Linked DNA regions of Homo sapiens: regions 2 and 3 are each linked to region 1. The links are chromatin contacts, found by Hi-C or POLR2A ChIA-PET in ENCODE. All regions are on one chromosome and are shown on one strand. Each heading gives the region's core, a stretch centred on a gene start or an enhancer-like site at or near the end of the contact. The rest is flanking DNA. Distances are from core to core; before and after follow the strand shown.

Region 1 (5,012 bases), core at 1,561-4,060:
ATCCGCCCACCTCGGCCTCCCAAAGTGCTAGGATTACAGGCGTGAGCCACCGCGCCCGGCCCCCTTGGGGAAGATTCTTAACTGCTCTGGCCTTGGGTGGCCTCTTTTGTGAAATAGAGTTGATCTCTTTTTCATAAGGCAGTCCTGGGGTTTACCAGTGATGGGGCATGTTAAATGCCTGGCAAAGGGTTAGAACCCAGCTAACAGTAAGGTTGCCTGGCCCCTTGACAGAATTCTAGAATTCCACAACCTATTCGTCAGTCCACCTCTCCCCCAATAGAACACGAGACCATACAGTGGAGCCCAGTCCAGGACACTGAGGCTAGGCTCAGCAGTGCCTTCCAAATGCCCTGACTGGGGGTACCCCAGAATCCTCTGGAGTCTGAAGATGGGGTAACAATTTGGAGGTCTCTGTGATAACTCTCTGTGATAACCAAGTTATCTGCAAAATCCCTTTTTCCTCCAGGAGTGCTCTGAGGGGCAGTTCTTGCTCTCAGGAAGCCTCCTAAGGGATGAAGCCACACGGAGTGGCGAACTTTTCAGGTGGACCCGAATTCTTGGAAGCCCAGAGAAAACAAATGAAGGTGTTCATTTTCAGAACATATAGCTGTGCCCAGAGGCCCGCGTGCTTGCGGCTCCCCTTAGAGGCATCTACATTGGCCATGCCCATCACCACTGGCCCCCACCCCCGATATCTCACACTGCCCAGAGCCACCGAAGTCCCAGACTAGCCCTTTCCTGGCACATGATGCTTGGGCTTCCTAAAATGCCCCTCTTCGTGCCACTTTGCCTGAAAGCTCTTCATCCTTCAGAGCCAGCCAGGAAGTCACTTGCTCCTGACACTTGTCCATAATTCCCAGCTCCCATGCACTCGGCTCATCAGCTCCCACCAGGATTTCCCTCACTTGCCATTTAGGCTGGCTGTGGTCTGATGGCCTCTCCACAGTCCAGGAGCAACTTGAAGGCAAGAATGGCATCCCACCCCTCTTTGTACCCTCCTGTTTGCCAAGTGATATAGGGGCTGAATAAGGTTGAAGTTGTTGGGAATAAAAAGAACGAAATCCAGAGTATTCCCCGATTTTAAGAAAAAATGGGTTTTGTGTTTGTGACAGAAAGAAAAATGGCACGGGGGGGGTCACAAAGACCAGCGCTCTAGCCAGAACTGCCCCATGGTTGTCATGTGACCTTGGACAAGTCACTTATTTTCCAGTGTCTTAGAGATGCCTTATCTGTAAAATGGAGACACTCATTCCTATCGTGTCTAACTTGCCAGGCTGTGGTGAGGTCACATGGCTCTGTGCGTAAAAGGTACACAGTGCAAACGTGCTGGAATGTCAGGGATGCTATTAAGGAAGCAATAAGAAGAAAGGGTCACTGGGTGTGTGGCGAAGGAGAAGTGGAAAGGGCGCCAAGATTTTAGGCCTCAGTGACTGGTATGGAGGGTTCTCTGGGTCCTCTCAGTCCCTGTTTATGGAGGGCTGGGGGCTTGGGTCTAGAGAATTTCTCTCTGAGAAACTACGCCCCCGGGGGAATCGGCCCCCCCAGCCCTGCGCCAGAATCCCCTGCAGCAAGTTTCGGAGCAAGGCCTCCTCCATGCTTCCCTCCCAGTCTTGCCCAGCGCCCACTGATGAGGAAGGGCCTCTGCGGGTGAGACCTGCTTCCCTCTCGGATAGCCAGGGCTGATGATTTCAACTCATTAATCATTCCGAACTCTTCCCAACAAACAGCCTCATGGCTGTCCCGGACCTCCTCTGTCCCGGCTCAGGAAATGATCTCGGTCGGAAGTGAAAAGACCAAATCGGCCCCAGGAGGCCATTTTCTTCGACAGAAGCTGAGGCGTGGGGGCGTGGCCTTCCCCCGCTTCCCCCTCCACTCCCCCGCCCGCCCCCGGCCCCGGCTTTCCGATCTCGGCCCAGGGAAGAGCCTTGGTCGCGAATCACCAGTTTGCATTTGCCCCTGGGGCGGGGGCGGCTTTCTGAGACCAGGCTGGGGCTGGGACTCCGCCACCTTCAGCTAAGGGTACCGAGGTCAGTCCGGGAGTCGCGTCACCGGGACTCGAACCCGCCTCTTCGTCTTCCGAGGCCTAGTGCGAGCCTGCGGCGCTAAACGCAGTCACACTGTCCCTTTAAGGCGGCACTTTTTATTCTTCATTTGTTTACTTCTTCATGCGCTCTTCGGTCTTTACAAAATGTGCTCGCGATATCCTTCCGCAAGTGTCAGTCTCAGGCACTCACCACCCGCCTTGAAGCCATTTCTATAATCTTAAGACTCGCGAGTTAGCAGCCGTGGGCCGACGTCTCTCTTTATAGGATTTAATTCTTTTACATTTTAGGGACTACTTTTTAGGAATAAACCATTCTTGCGTTAGTTAATAAAGGTTCATAACCTTCGGAACCCCTCCGCTGAGAACAAAATACGATAATAGCCTTTATAACGCACCTTTTCATAAAAATATTCTGTGAGGACTCTCATAGGCCATCGAATCTTCTCGTATTCCTGAAACAGAATGGTACGGTCCAGAACCCGCCCCATCTTCTCTGCGATTGGCCGTCCTTCCTCAGCGAGTCGTGTGATTTTTCACCAATGGCCGCTCGCGTTTCTTTAGCGAGGTCTAAGCGATGGAAGGTGGCGGCCAGGGAGACGCCCCCTACGCGTCCTGGGATTGGCTACGTCGCACGGCGCGCGAGGGCGGCGGGCCCGAAAGATAAGAACTACGACTCCCGGCGCCCCGCAAAGGGAACTCCGTTACGCATGCGCACGGGCGGGGCGAAAAAGCTTCTATATAAAAGGGGCGCAGAGGACTGGGAGACAGCAGTTGGAAGTTGGCAGGTGGAGAGGCAGGTTGGGAGGGAAAGTCGGGGGAGGACGCGGAAGAGGAGCTGTGGGAAGGGGGAGGAGGGAGGGAGGAAAAGAGGAGGAGGCGGAGGAGAACTGAGCAGAGCAGAGCATCGAGCCAAAGGGGAGATGAGTTTGTCTGTCCTCTGCTGAGGCTACGGCCGGGCCTAGGGAACTGGGAGCTTGGGTGGAAGCGACACCCGTGGAAGTGGGAGGAGGTGGCGCCGGGACTTTAACCCCTTGTGGGCTCTGCGGCAGGGGATTTAACCCTTTGTGGATCTGGCCCCTCGGAGGCAGCGTCATCGGTAGTTTTAACCCCTTCGGGGCTGGGTTTCACGCACTGGACTTACCCTCATCACCTTGCTCACCAACTCCTTTATTGGGGTGCTCCGCTTGGAGGTTTGAGGCCCACCTCCGCCCATTACGTACTGTTCCTGCCGCTGCACCCCCTTGGACCCGCTAGCTGGCCGCACTGTGGGCGCTTAACCCTTTACTGACTTGAGCTCCCCAGATTGCAGTTGGAGTTTGCTGATAGAAGGACTAGCTAAAGGCGTCACTGCAGGAATTACAAACTGAAGAGGACTCTGTTGGACTGTTTTTTTTTTCTTTTTCTTTTTTTTAAGAAAAACCCATTTTTTTCCTTAAGGACTTACTAGCCAAAATTTCTTAAACTTCGAGGACTCTACTAGCCATGGCCGAGCCATTCTTGTCAGAATATCAACACCAGCCTCAAACTAGCAACTGTACAGGTGCTGCTGCTGTCCAGGAAGAGCTGAACCCTGAGCGCCCCCCAGGCGCGGAGGAGCGGGTGCCCGAGGAGGACAGTAGGTGGCAATCGAGAGCGTTCCCCCAGTTGGGTGGCCGTCCGGGGCCGGAGGGGGAAGGGAGCCTGGAATCCCAACCACCTCCCTTGCAGACCCAGGCCTGTCCAGAATCTAGCTGCCTGAGAGAGGGCGAGAAGGGCCAGAATGGGGACGACTCGTCCGCTGGCGGCGACTTCCCGCCGCCGGCAGAAGTGGAACCGACGCCCGAGGCCGAGCTGCTCGCCCAGCCTTGTCATGACTCCGAGGCCAGTAAGTTGGGGGCTCCTGCCGCAGGGGGCGAAGAGGAGTGGGGACAGCAGCAGAGACAGCTGGGGAAGAAAAAACATAGGAGACGCCCGTCCAAGAAGAAGCGGCATTGGAAACCGTACTACAAGCTGACCTGGGAAGAGAAGAAAAAGTTCGACGAGAAACAGAGCCTTCGAGCTTCAAGGATCCGAGCCGAGATGTTCGCCAAGGGCCAGCCGGTCGCGCCCTATAACACCACGCAGTTCCTCATGGATGATCACGACCAGGAGGAGCCGGATCTCAAAACCGGCCTGTACTCCAAGCGGGCCGCCGCCAAATCCGACGACACCAGCGATGACGACTTCATGGAAGAAGGGGGTGAGGAGGATGGGGGCAGCGATGGGATGGGAGGGGACGGCAGCGAGTTTCTGCAGCGGGACTTCTCGGAGACGTACGAGCGGTACCACACGGAGAGCCTGCAGAACATGAGCAAGCAGGAGCTCATCAAGGAGTACCTGGAACTGGAGAAGTGCCTCTCGCGCATGGAGGACGAGAACAACCGGCTGCGGCTGGAGAGCAAGCGGCTGGGTGGCGACGACGCGCGTGTGCGGGAGCTGGAGCTGGAGCTGGACCGGCTGCGCGCCGAGAACCTCCAGCTGCTGACCGAGAACGAACTGCACCGGCAGCAGGAGCGAGCGCCGCTTTCCAAGTTTGGAGACTAGACTGAAACTTTTTTGGGGGAGGGGGCAAAGGGGACTTTTTACAGTGATGGAATGTAACATTATATACATGTGTATATAAGACAGTGGACCTTTTTATGACACATAATCAGAAGAGAAATCCCCCTGGCTTTGGTTTCGTAAATTTAGCTATATGTAGCTTGCGTGCTTTCTCCTGTTCTTTTAATTATGTGAAACTGAAGAGTTGCTTTTCTTGTTTTCCTTTTTAGAAGTTTTTTTCCTTAATGTGAAAGTAATTTGACCAAGTTATAATGCATTTTTGTTTTTAACAAATCCCCTCCTTAAACGGAGCTATAAGGTGGCCAAATCTGAGAACAATTAAATTCATTTTAGTTATAATAAATTTAATATTTGTAAATGTAACATAGTTTCAGTGTGATTTCTAGAG
Region 2 (5,012 bases), core at 1,475-3,974, 3.7 Mb after region 1:
GAACCCGGGAGGCAGAGGTTGCAGTAAGCCGAAATCACGTCATTGCACTCCAGCCTGGGTGACAGAGCAAGACTCTATCTCAAAAAGAAAAGAAAAGAAAAGAAAAGAAAAGAAAATGTTTTTCTGGCCAGGTGCAGGTAGCTCACATCTGTAATCCCAACACTTCCAGAGGCTGAAGTGGGAGGATCCTTGAGGCCAGGAGTTTGAGACCAGCCTGGACAACATAGCAAGATCCCACCTGTAGTCCTAGATACTTGGGAGAGTGAGGAGGGAGGGTTACTTGAGCCCAGGAGATTAAGGCTATAATAGTGAGGGATGATTGCACCACTGCACTCCAGCCTGGGCAACAGAGTGAGACCCTGTTTCTAAAAACAAAAAAATTATTAAAAAAAAAAAAGTTTTCTTAAGAGTCCAGACTTGTGAATTGCCAGATTAGTGTAATTTTTAAAATATGTTTCTATTATAAAGTACCCATACTCATAAAAATATAAATCAATTTATTACACCCTCTAGAATTCACTATTAATTTTCAACATTTTTTTCATTCTTTTTCCATGCATATTTTTTCACAATTCTATGCATAGTTTTGCATTATAAAATATTTCTCAATATAAAATCTTCTTCAAGGCCAGGCGCAGTGGCTCATGCCTGCAATCCCAGCACTTTAGAAGGCCAAGGCGAGCAGATCACTTGAGGTCAGGAATTCAAGACCAGCCTGACCAACATGGTGAAACCCCTTCTCTACTAAAAATACAAAAATTAGCCGGGCATGGTGGTGCGCGCCTGTAATCCCAGCTACTTGGGAGGCTGAGGCAGGAGAATTGCTTGAACCGGGGAGGCAAAGGTTGCAGTGAGCAGAGACCGCACCACCGCACTACAGTGTGTGAAACAGAGTGAGACTCCGTCTCAAAAAATAATAATAATAAAAATAAAATATTCTTCAAAAACATGGCCGGGCGCGCTGGCTCACGCCTGTAATCCCAACACTTTGGGAGGCTGAGGCGGGCGGATCACGAGGTCAGGAGATCGAGACCATCCCGGCTAACACGGTGAAACCCCGTCTCTACTAAAAATACAAAAAATTAGCCGGGCGTGGTGGCGGGCGCCTATAGTCCCAGCTACTCCGGAGGCTGAGGCAGGAGAATGGCGTGAACCCGGGAGGCGGAGCTTGCAGTGAGCCGAGATAGCGCCGCTGCACTCCAGCTTGGCAACAGAGCGAGACTCCGTCTCAAAAAAAACACATGATTTTATTTCCTGTTTTATTTCTGCTTATTTCATCAAGTGAAAATATCATAACTTATTTCACCTTTTACTGTCAGTGGAACATTTACTTGTTTCCAATTTCGACAAACTCTGCAAATGCACATCTTTTTAAAAGAATCTGCATTTCTGATTCTTCAAAATAAATTCCTAGAAGTGATATTACTGGATGAAAAGTGGATGGAGAGCTTAAAGGCTCTTAGTTACTCAAGAATTACTGGGTCAAAGAGGATGGCCCATTCACAGCCTTTGAATAAAAATAAATATTGCCAAACTGCTTTCAAGGAAGGTTTTCTAATTCATCCTCTCACCAGCAATATAGGAGAGCGTGTGGCTCACATTAATAAAAAGAACTCTGCTGTTTTGAGCAGTACTAAGCGGAGCGTTTAAACTTATATTTCTTTGATTAGGAAGGCTGACATTCGTTCCTGCAATTCATATTTCTTCCTTACTGAATTGCCTGTTCCTATCCTTTGCTCGTTTTTCTATAGGGATATTATTTCATTCTTTCAGTGTTGTTTTTACAAAATAAACAATTTTTTTGTTTGTTTTTTCCCCCGAGACGGAATCCTGCTCAGTTGCCCAGGCTGGAGTGCAGTGGCGCGATCTCGGCTCCCTGCAACCTCGGCCTCCCGGGTTCAAGCGATTCTCCTGCCTCAGCCTCCCAAGTAGCTGGGATTACAGGCACGCGCCACCACCATGCCCGGCTAATTTTTGTATTCTTAGTAGAGACGGGGTTTCACCATGCTGGTCAGGCTGATCTCGAACTCCTGACCTCAGGTGATCCGCCCGCCTCGGCCTCCCAAAGTGCTGGGATTACAGGCGTGAGCCACTGCACCCGGCCCAACAAATGTTTTAGAAAGCCATCTGGATGATAGTCCATGACTGCTGAACACCGGCTGAGGTCCACAAAACTGCGCTCACCGCTTGGGGACTTTCCAGCCGGCCTTTACTCTCCATGGAAAGCGGTCTTTCCACAAACCTCCACGGTGGGAATTACTGCAAAGGCATCGGCTCTCCCGGCCTAGAATATCTCGCGGGATCTCAGCTGTCCTTGGGCCCCCCCCCTCAGCGCAACTACCAATCCCAACATGCAACGCGCCCCGTGGCCCAAGCGCCCGAATGAAGGCTCGGGGCCAAAGTCATGTGTCTGACTGCGTCACACGTCCCGTCATCTCTCCCACGCCTTTTTCTTCAGCGTACACCTTGGTCGCCATCTTGTGCGCGAGGTTATGGAACCTCTGAGTCCCGCCAACTCTATGGTCGAGCGTTTCAGGGATCGGCCAATCGTAATCCAGATCTCGTAGGAAAGCCCCGCCTCTATCCGCATGGAGGCGGGAATTGCCACGAAGCTCCTGTGGAGGGAGAGGAAGCAGCTGCGGAAAGCCAATAAGAGTGGGGAATCGATGACGTCAACCAATGGGGACGCGGGGATATTACGGCCAATGAGAATGGAGAAGGTCCAGGACACGTGGGTGGGGGAAGCTGAGCGCTGAGACCAAGGGCTAAAGCTGGGAGGTGAGTCTGTCACCTTGAGCCGGGCGAGCGCTGTGGGCCAAGCAGGGGTTGCAGGGTAGTAGGAGTGCAGGTGACTTGGGGCCGGGAGCCAGCAATAGGCAGGGTTGTGGGCTGGGCAGTGTGGAGGGGTATTTCCCCCCAGTGCTGGGAGAGGCTATGGCAATCTAGATATGGCCTTATCAATGAATGTTAATTACCAACGGTAATGAACGATTGACTGCCTCGGCTGGGGCGGGTCGGGGACTGCTGTGTAAGATGGGCAGGATCCTGCGCGACACCTGCCCAGTATCCGCCTCCAGTCTTCCCGAGAGACCATTCCCTTTCGCAACATTTCCTTCCTGGGGCTTGGGCACATTTCCTTGACTTCCGATCTCCATGACTTTGCTTTGAAGACCCACTGCTCTGTCCCTCTGACCTCTAATGCCCTCCTCAGCTGGGGCACGGTGCAAGGAAGAGCGTGGTCTAGGGAGGACGGACGGGGGTGAAGGGGACGACCAAAGGTCGTCATTATAAGCAAACAACCAGGGTCTCAGTGGGATTATTATTACTATTTTTTCCCCCTCTGCAGACTGAAAAAATGCAGACCGCCGGGGCATTATTCATTTCTCCAGCTCTGGTAAGGTGCCGCGCCGCAGTGCTCTGTAGTACCAGGTGTATGGTGTGGACGCCATCAGTGTTTAATGAATGAACCCAGGGGAGCTTGGCGTCCTGATGATGTAGGCTCTTTGAGGTGGCTGTAGGATGTGATGAAGGTAACCCCTGTTTATCTGGGCCTGTGAACCAAGCTATCTTGGCTTTGGAATGTGGTCAGAGAGTCTGGATTTGATTTTTATCCCCAGTCTGTCCTGGCCATAGAGACAGCCCACTAAAACAGTGGTTTTCAACAGTGGCTGCACGTTAGAATCATCCAGGGAACTTTTTAAAATCCTGATGCCTAGGCTGCACCTTAGACCATTTGCATCAGACTTTGGGAATGGGGGTGGAACCCAGGCATCTGTATCTTTTAAGACTTCTCCAGATGATTCCACCGTGCAGCCAAGTTTGAGAACCACTGCACTAAAAATTATTTCAAAAAAGCCATGTTACAGATGGCTCTCCTTGGATGGCTATTCCAGTCGGTTTCCGGGGCTGACTGGCCCACTCCATTTAGGGTGTGTAGCTGTGAGTGTATTTTAGCAGAATAAAATTTCCCCCATCTGATTACTTGGTGATCTGGGTATAAACCTTTCCTGTACCTGCTTTGGTATTAGTGTGGGTTCTTGTTCCATTCTGAGAAGCTGATTAAAGCTGTGCCCAAAGAAGTGAACTTTGGTTTGGTTTTGAATGGTGAAGGTTGCCACTGCTGACTATATCAAGCTATTGAGACAGCTGTCTCTGGGGCAGGCCTATCTGATAGGAACAGGAATAAATTGACCTTGAAATACATTGAACTTATTCTGTTTATGAAATCTGTAGTCATTTTTGACAGCTCAGCAATTAGGATTTTTTTTCCTTGACTGATTTGGTAGGATGTGGCTTTCTGATTTTACAGATCCGCTGTTGTACCAGGGGTCTAATCAGGCCTGTGTCTGCCTCCTTCTTGAATAGCCCAGTGAATTCATCTAAACAGGTAAGGGAGGAATAGCTCTCTTAGGAATGTTCCCAAGGCCCAGGATGGTGGCTCACACCTGTAATCCCAGCTCTTTGAGAGGCTGAGGCGAGAGGATCACTTGAGCCCAGTTGTTCAAGACCAGCCTGGGCAACACAGTGAAACCCCATCTCTACAAAAAAAATAAAAAAATTAGCCATGTGTGGTGGCATGTGGCTGTAGTCCCAGTTACTCCAGGGCTGAGATGAGAGGATTGGTTAATCCCAGAGGTCGAGACTGCTGTGACTATGCCACTGCACTCCAGACTGGGTGACAGAGCAAGACCCTGACTCATAAAAACCCATTAATTAATTTTTTTTAAATCAAGGAATGTTCCCAGACAGGGGTCCTTCAGCTTAAGTTGCCTTTAGACCAAAGTGGGAGGAGAGTTGGAGAATCTGTATGCTTTAATAGTTCTAAGTCCCCCAAGGTAAGCCTTGTAGGTAAGAAACTTATAAAAGTGAGGTGTGCCTAACCCATGAAATTTCCCTAGTCCTGTCTGCTGTCTGACAACAGACTCTAAGACTAATTCCCAGCATACTCTGCAATCAGAGTATTCTGCATTTACCAGGCAGTTTGCCAACAGTTTCAGAGCTCAGGTGGGTGG
Region 3 (5,012 bases), core at 1,286-3,785, 3.2 Mb before region 1:
CAGGCTGGCGTGCAGTGGAGTGATCTCGGCTCACTGCAACCTCAGCCTCCCAGGTTCAAGTGATTCTCCTGCCGCAGCCTCCTGAGTAGCTGGGATTACAGATGCACGCCACCACGCCCATCTAATTTTTTTTGTATTTTTAGTAGAGGCGGGGTTTCACCATGTTGGTCAGGCTGGTCTCGAACTCCTGACCTCGTGATCCACCCACCTCAGCCTCCCAAAGTGCTGGGATTTACAGGCATGAGCCACCACGCCCGGCCTTCAGTGAGGTCTTAAAGTCTCTCTAAGGCAGTGGCTCTTAACCTCTTTGAGGCCTCAGACTCTTCTGAGACTGAAAAAAACCCCAGAAAAAGGTACACAAATCCAATTGTGCATATTGTTTCAAGGTGCTCACCTGTGACAATGATCCGATGGCCCACAGACTGACCACCAGTTAAGAACATTTGCGGCCAGGCACGGTGGCTTGCGCCTGTAATCCCAGCACTTCGGGAGGCCAAGGAGGGCAAATCACGAGGTCAGGAGTTTGAGACCAGCCTGGCCAATATGGTGAAACCCTGTTTCTACTAAAAATACAAAAATTAGCCGGGCGTGGTGGTGCACACCTGTAGCTACTGGGGAGGCTGAGGCAGGAGAATCGCTAGAACCCAGGAGGCGGAGGTTGCAGTGAACCGAGATCCACCACTGCACTCCAGCCTGCCGACAGAGCAAGACTCTGTCTCAAAAAAAAAAAAAAAAAAAAAAGAATATTTGCTCTAGTGGAATCAGCAAATACCTACAAATACCTATCTGGGTTTGGGACCGCTCCCCAGAACGTCTTAGTCTGCCTCCCCAGTAGCTGAATGTGCTGTCAAACAAGTAACAGATGATTGGGCTGAGCTTGGACTCCAGGAACTGTTACTTGGTAACAGCTAAATGTGTAAACCATTTGGGGGAAATCATGCCAAGGAACCTGAAAACACACACATACACACATTCTCTAAGGGAGGGGCCTTATGAGCTGAATGGAGTCTTTCTGCAGACGGGTGAGTGACCCAGGATTGAGTTCACTTTTAGCAGACACTGAGAGAAGCAGCCCACACAGGAGGCTGAATGAAAGAAGCCTGTTCCCCAGAACACGCCCCTGGGACACAGCCAGGGGAAGGGAATCACTGGGGATGCTACTAAGGGTGCCTCTGGGAAAGACAAAAACACTCATTTGAAGGTTAGTATCTGCAGGATTGGGACTTACGTATGTAGGTATTTATTTATTTATTTTTTGAGAAGACAGGCAATCCCTGGAGTAAATTCTAGAGAGGCAGAATTCTGTGAGTGCCCCTTACTGCGGCAGGCATAGTGTCAGAACGGGGATGGAGCCATAAGCTGTCCAGTGTCTGAGGGGTCTTCCCACTACCGCCCCCCAAGCTGTTTAGGAAGGTTTCTAAGAGGTGAAAATCACCCATCTGGGCAAATGAGACCTACCAGCTGTCCCTCACCCCACATTTTAGTTCAGCTGAGCCAGCTGAAAACACAGAGGAAAGTTAAGGGTGGAGAGGAGTAGGCTAGCTGGCCAAACTGTGCTGTGCACTTTTCCTTATCGTCTCTTCCAAAATCCTCTTCCCAGGAAGACCTCCAGGGACCCCATAACGGCAGAACTCGGCACTGCACGGTATCTGCCAAGGTTGGAGACCGCGGCAGGCGCTGGGACTGGCCCATTGCCAGGCTCGACAGGAGGGCGGCGGCAGCATCCTCCAGCCCCTTGAGGACCTTTCCCCGGCCAGACTTGGCGTCAGCTCAAGGGTGGGGTGGCACCCCGGCCATCTGTCACTTAGGGGCTGGACTCGACGATACCTCCAGTGCGAGGAGGGTCCTTGCTGCGAGATTCCAGTCCTCGCGGCGAGACGAGGCGAGGCCTCGGGCACCCTGGGGCAGCCTGGCCCCGCGTGGCCCGCCCCGGAGGCGCGCATAGCTCATTCTCTCCACTTGGGCGTGGAGCTCAATTTTGTACCCACGGAACCAAGAAGGGCCTGAGCCCGGCCAGTGAGGAATCGGAGTGGGACCAGTCGCCACCGCTTTCTCTACTTCCCGTCCCGGCATCCGATGGGGGAACCCGGATGGAGCCAAAAGGCGTCCCGATGAGCCCGAGGAGCCTCGATAGCTGTGCCCGGGAGGGGTGAGGCGCGCCAGGAGGGGGACCATGCAATGTGGCAGAGGCAGAAGAGGCAAGGATGGCGGCAAGCCCCATGCAAACTCCCAGGAACTGGAATATGTGTGTGTCGCGCGGGGGGAGGGGAGGGGCGTCGACACGCGGCCACCGGCCGGGACCCCGGGCGAAGGCTAACCTAAAGCTAAGACCCTCAAAACTTCCGAGCAGGGCGCGTGGGCACCGAGCCCGCGTCGGGGAAGGCGGTTCCGGGTTGGGGGACGGAGGCAGGAAGCTCCTAGGGCGAGCGGGCTCCAGCCAGCGAAAACAGCCTCCCGTGCTCACCTCTGCCGAAGTCCGTGCGCGGCGCTTCTTCCACAGGCCCGACGAACCCCGCAAAATCCGGAGCACCCCAGCAGCCGGTAGCTTCCCGGGATCCGGCTTTTGTCCCGGCCCAGCCGGACTTTTCCCCGCCCCCATCGGCTCGCGGCGAGAACGGCCCCGCGATTGGCCACACGCGTTCCCTAGCCTGAGCGCCAGGGCTCCTCCCAATTCGCTGCTGGCTTGGCTCCGCCCCACGAGGGCGGGCCCCGGGGCCTGCTGGGACTTGTAGTCCCGCTGGCCCATCCACCGCCTCTTGGGAGCCTGCGGGGCCGGGGCGGGGCCCCGGGTGGGGAGATGGGCCGGGCTAGGCTGGGAGGAGAACGCGCGGTGCTGGGGGTTGTGGCCTGATCGCTTGAGGGGCTGGACAGATTGCCACTCGGGGAGTTGGGGGAGGGGCGGGTAGGATTAGCCCAACTGGCTGTAACGCAGCTTTGGGACCTGGAGTACCCTTGCTCCTTCCCTTGGGAGAAACGGACGTCTGCATCTCGGCCGCACCGAATCCGATTGCTTAGACAGTCTCCTTAAGCAGCAGTGTCTGGCAGGCCGCTTTCCTTTAGCACGTGGAGCCTCTCTCCTCCCTGGACTCTCCCCACTGGGCCGATGAGGCAAGGCTGAGCCGAGGCTAACAGAGCATACTTCCCAGTGTGGGATAAGGCAGGGGCCGCGGTAAGCAAGTGGGGCTAGGAGGGTGCAGGCACAGCGCTGTCCGTCCCACTCACCTGCTCGCCTCAGCACGGATCAGGGCGGAGCTAGGAATTCAATGCGAGATTCCAGCGAAGGGCTGGAGCCATCCCAGACAGTCTCTTGTTCCCACCAACCACAGGCTTAGACACTGGAATGAATGAACTGCTGTCTCCCCCTTCTCCATTACCTGAGACAGATCGAATTTTCCAAACCAAAAACTGGGACATCCAATCTGACAGGTGCTGGTGAACTTGTGGGGCAGAATATGTGAAATCAGTCCTGGAAATCAGGACATGTATTTACCACTCTGACATGCTGCAGCCTCCCTCCCTACCTGCACCCCAACCCTGTAGGTCCGGAGCTGCTCCCTAAGCCTAACAGCTGTCTAGCTCCAGGAAGGAGGCCAAAAGCGTCCACTGACCGACTCAGGTGAAGAGGTCAGCCCAGAATGCAGGGAAGCAGCAGGCCTGTCCCCCTGCCAAGCACTTTGGGTCATACTCACACTGCAACAGTGTTGCGACATTTGCAGACAAAATCTTCTCCAAGACCCCCTCCCCCAATCCTGTTGCTGCCAGGAGTAAGGTAACTGAACTTGCTACCCATGCCTGAATCAAGTGTTCCCTGATGATGTCACTTTCTGGTCCCTTCCCTCCCATTCATCTTTTTGAAATAGCAGTTCCTTATCACCTCTCTTCTCTTGTCCTAAAATGGGGGTGGCCAGTCTTGGTGGCTCACACCTGTAATCCCAGCACTTTGGAAGGCCAAGGTGGGGGATCACTTGAGGTCAGGAGTTCAAGACCAACAAGGCAAAACCCCATCTCTACAAAAAATACAAAAATTAGCCAGGCATGGTGGCACACGCCTATAAATCCCAGCTACTCTTGAGGTTGAGGCATGAGAATCGCTTAAACCCGGGAGGTGGAGGTTGCAGTGAGGTGAGATTGCACCACTGCACTCCAACCTGGGTGACAGAGAAGGATTCTATCTCAAAAAAAAAAAAAAAAAAAAAAAGATACACTCCAGGCAAGGCATGCTGTCTCATGCCTGTAATCCCAGAATTTTGGAAGGCCAAGTCAGGCAGATTGCTAGAGCCCAGAAGTTCAAGTACAGCCTGGGTAACATGGTAAGAGCCCCCACCACCACCATCAAATCTCTACAAAAAATAAAAAGACCGGGCGTGGTGATTCACATGCCTGTAATCCCAGCAATTTGGGAGGCCTAGGTGGGTAGATCACCTGAGTTCGAGGTCAAGCGTTCCAGACCAGCCTGGCCAACAGGTGAAACCCTGTTTCTACTAAAAATACAAAAAATTAGCTGGGCGTGGTGGCAGGTGCCTGTAATCCCAGCTACTCAGGAGGCTGAGTCAGGAGAATCGCTTGAACCCAGGAGGCGGAGGCAGGAGAATCGCTTGAACCCAGGAGGCGGAGGCAGGAGAATCGCTTGAACCCAGGAGGCGGAGGTTGCAGTGAGCCGAGATCGCACCAGTGCACTCTAGCGGGGGCAACAAGACCAAAACTCCATCTCAAAGCAAAAAAAAAAAAAAAATTTAGCTGGGCACTGTATCGGGTGCCTGTAATCTCAGCTACCTGGGAGGCTGAGGCAGGAGAATTGCTTGAACCCAGGAGGCAGAGGTTGCAGTGAGCAGAGATCGTGCCATTGCACTCCAGCCTGGGCCACAGAGTGAGACTCCGTCTCAAAACAAAACAAAACAAAACAAAAAAATAAACAAAAATTAGCAGGGCATGGTGGTGCACACCTGTAGTCCCAGCTACTTGGGAGACCGAGGTGGAAGGATCACTTGAGTCCAGGAGATCAAGGCTGCAGT

Evidence for each region. A loop is a pair of places that touch in the nucleus more often than their neighbours do. ChIA-PET counts read pairs that join two places held with the same protein, here RNA polymerase II (POLR2A). Pooled maps may share reads with other maps.
Region 2: a loop to region 1 is called in a pooled map, with 10 times the contacts of the local background. The contact joins the promoter of ATP5MC1 here to the promoter of HEXIM1 in region 1. A Hi-C loop is called at or near these places in 5 of 50 pooled maps. POLR2A ChIA-PET finds 5 or more read pairs at or near these places in 2 of 52 experiments (B cell and activated CD4-positive, alpha-beta T cell).
Region 3: a loop to region 1 is called in a pooled map, with 2.4 times the contacts of the local background. The contact joins the promoter of ACLY here to the promoter of HEXIM1 in region 1. A Hi-C loop is called at or near these places in 1 of 50 pooled maps. POLR2A ChIA-PET finds 5 or more read pairs at or near these places in 2 of 52 experiments (activated CD8-positive, alpha-beta memory T cell and activated T-cell).

What each region holds. Positions count from the first base shown.
Region 1 is chr17:45,145,665-45,150,676 of GRCh38, forward strand. HEXIM1 (HEXIM P-TEFb complex subunit 1) reads left to right here and starts at 2,811. Exons shown (of 1, transcript NM_006460.3): 1 at 2,811-5,012. The coding sequence starts at 3,527. The coding sequence ends at 4,606. It overlaps HEXIM2-AS1 (HEXIM2 antisense RNA 1), which reads right to left. Exons shown (of 3, transcript NR_186789.1): 3 at 3,998-5,012. RefSeq lists enhancers at 1,914-2,796, 3,200-3,249, 3,300-3,349, 3,400-3,509, 3,914-4,469 and 2 more.
Region 2 is chr17:48,890,063-48,895,074 of GRCh38, forward strand. It overlaps ATP5MC1 (ATP synthase membrane subunit c locus 1), which reads left to right and starts at 2,725. Exons shown (of 5, transcript NM_005175.3): 1 at 2,725-2,848; 2 at 3,347-3,394; 3 at 4,310-4,387. The coding sequence starts at 3,356. It overlaps LOC105371814 (a long non-coding RNA gene), which reads right to left. Exons shown (of 4, transcript NR_135674.1): 2 at 2,185-2,615. RefSeq lists enhancers at 1,541-2,520, 2,158-2,617, 2,628-2,747, 3,328-3,437, 3,478-3,527.
Region 3 is chr17:41,916,416-41,921,427 of GRCh38, forward strand. ACLY (ATP citrate lyase) reads right to left here and starts at 2,536. Exons shown (of 29, transcript NM_001096.3): 1 at 2,465-2,536. RefSeq lists silencers at 1,939-2,178, 2,659-2,918.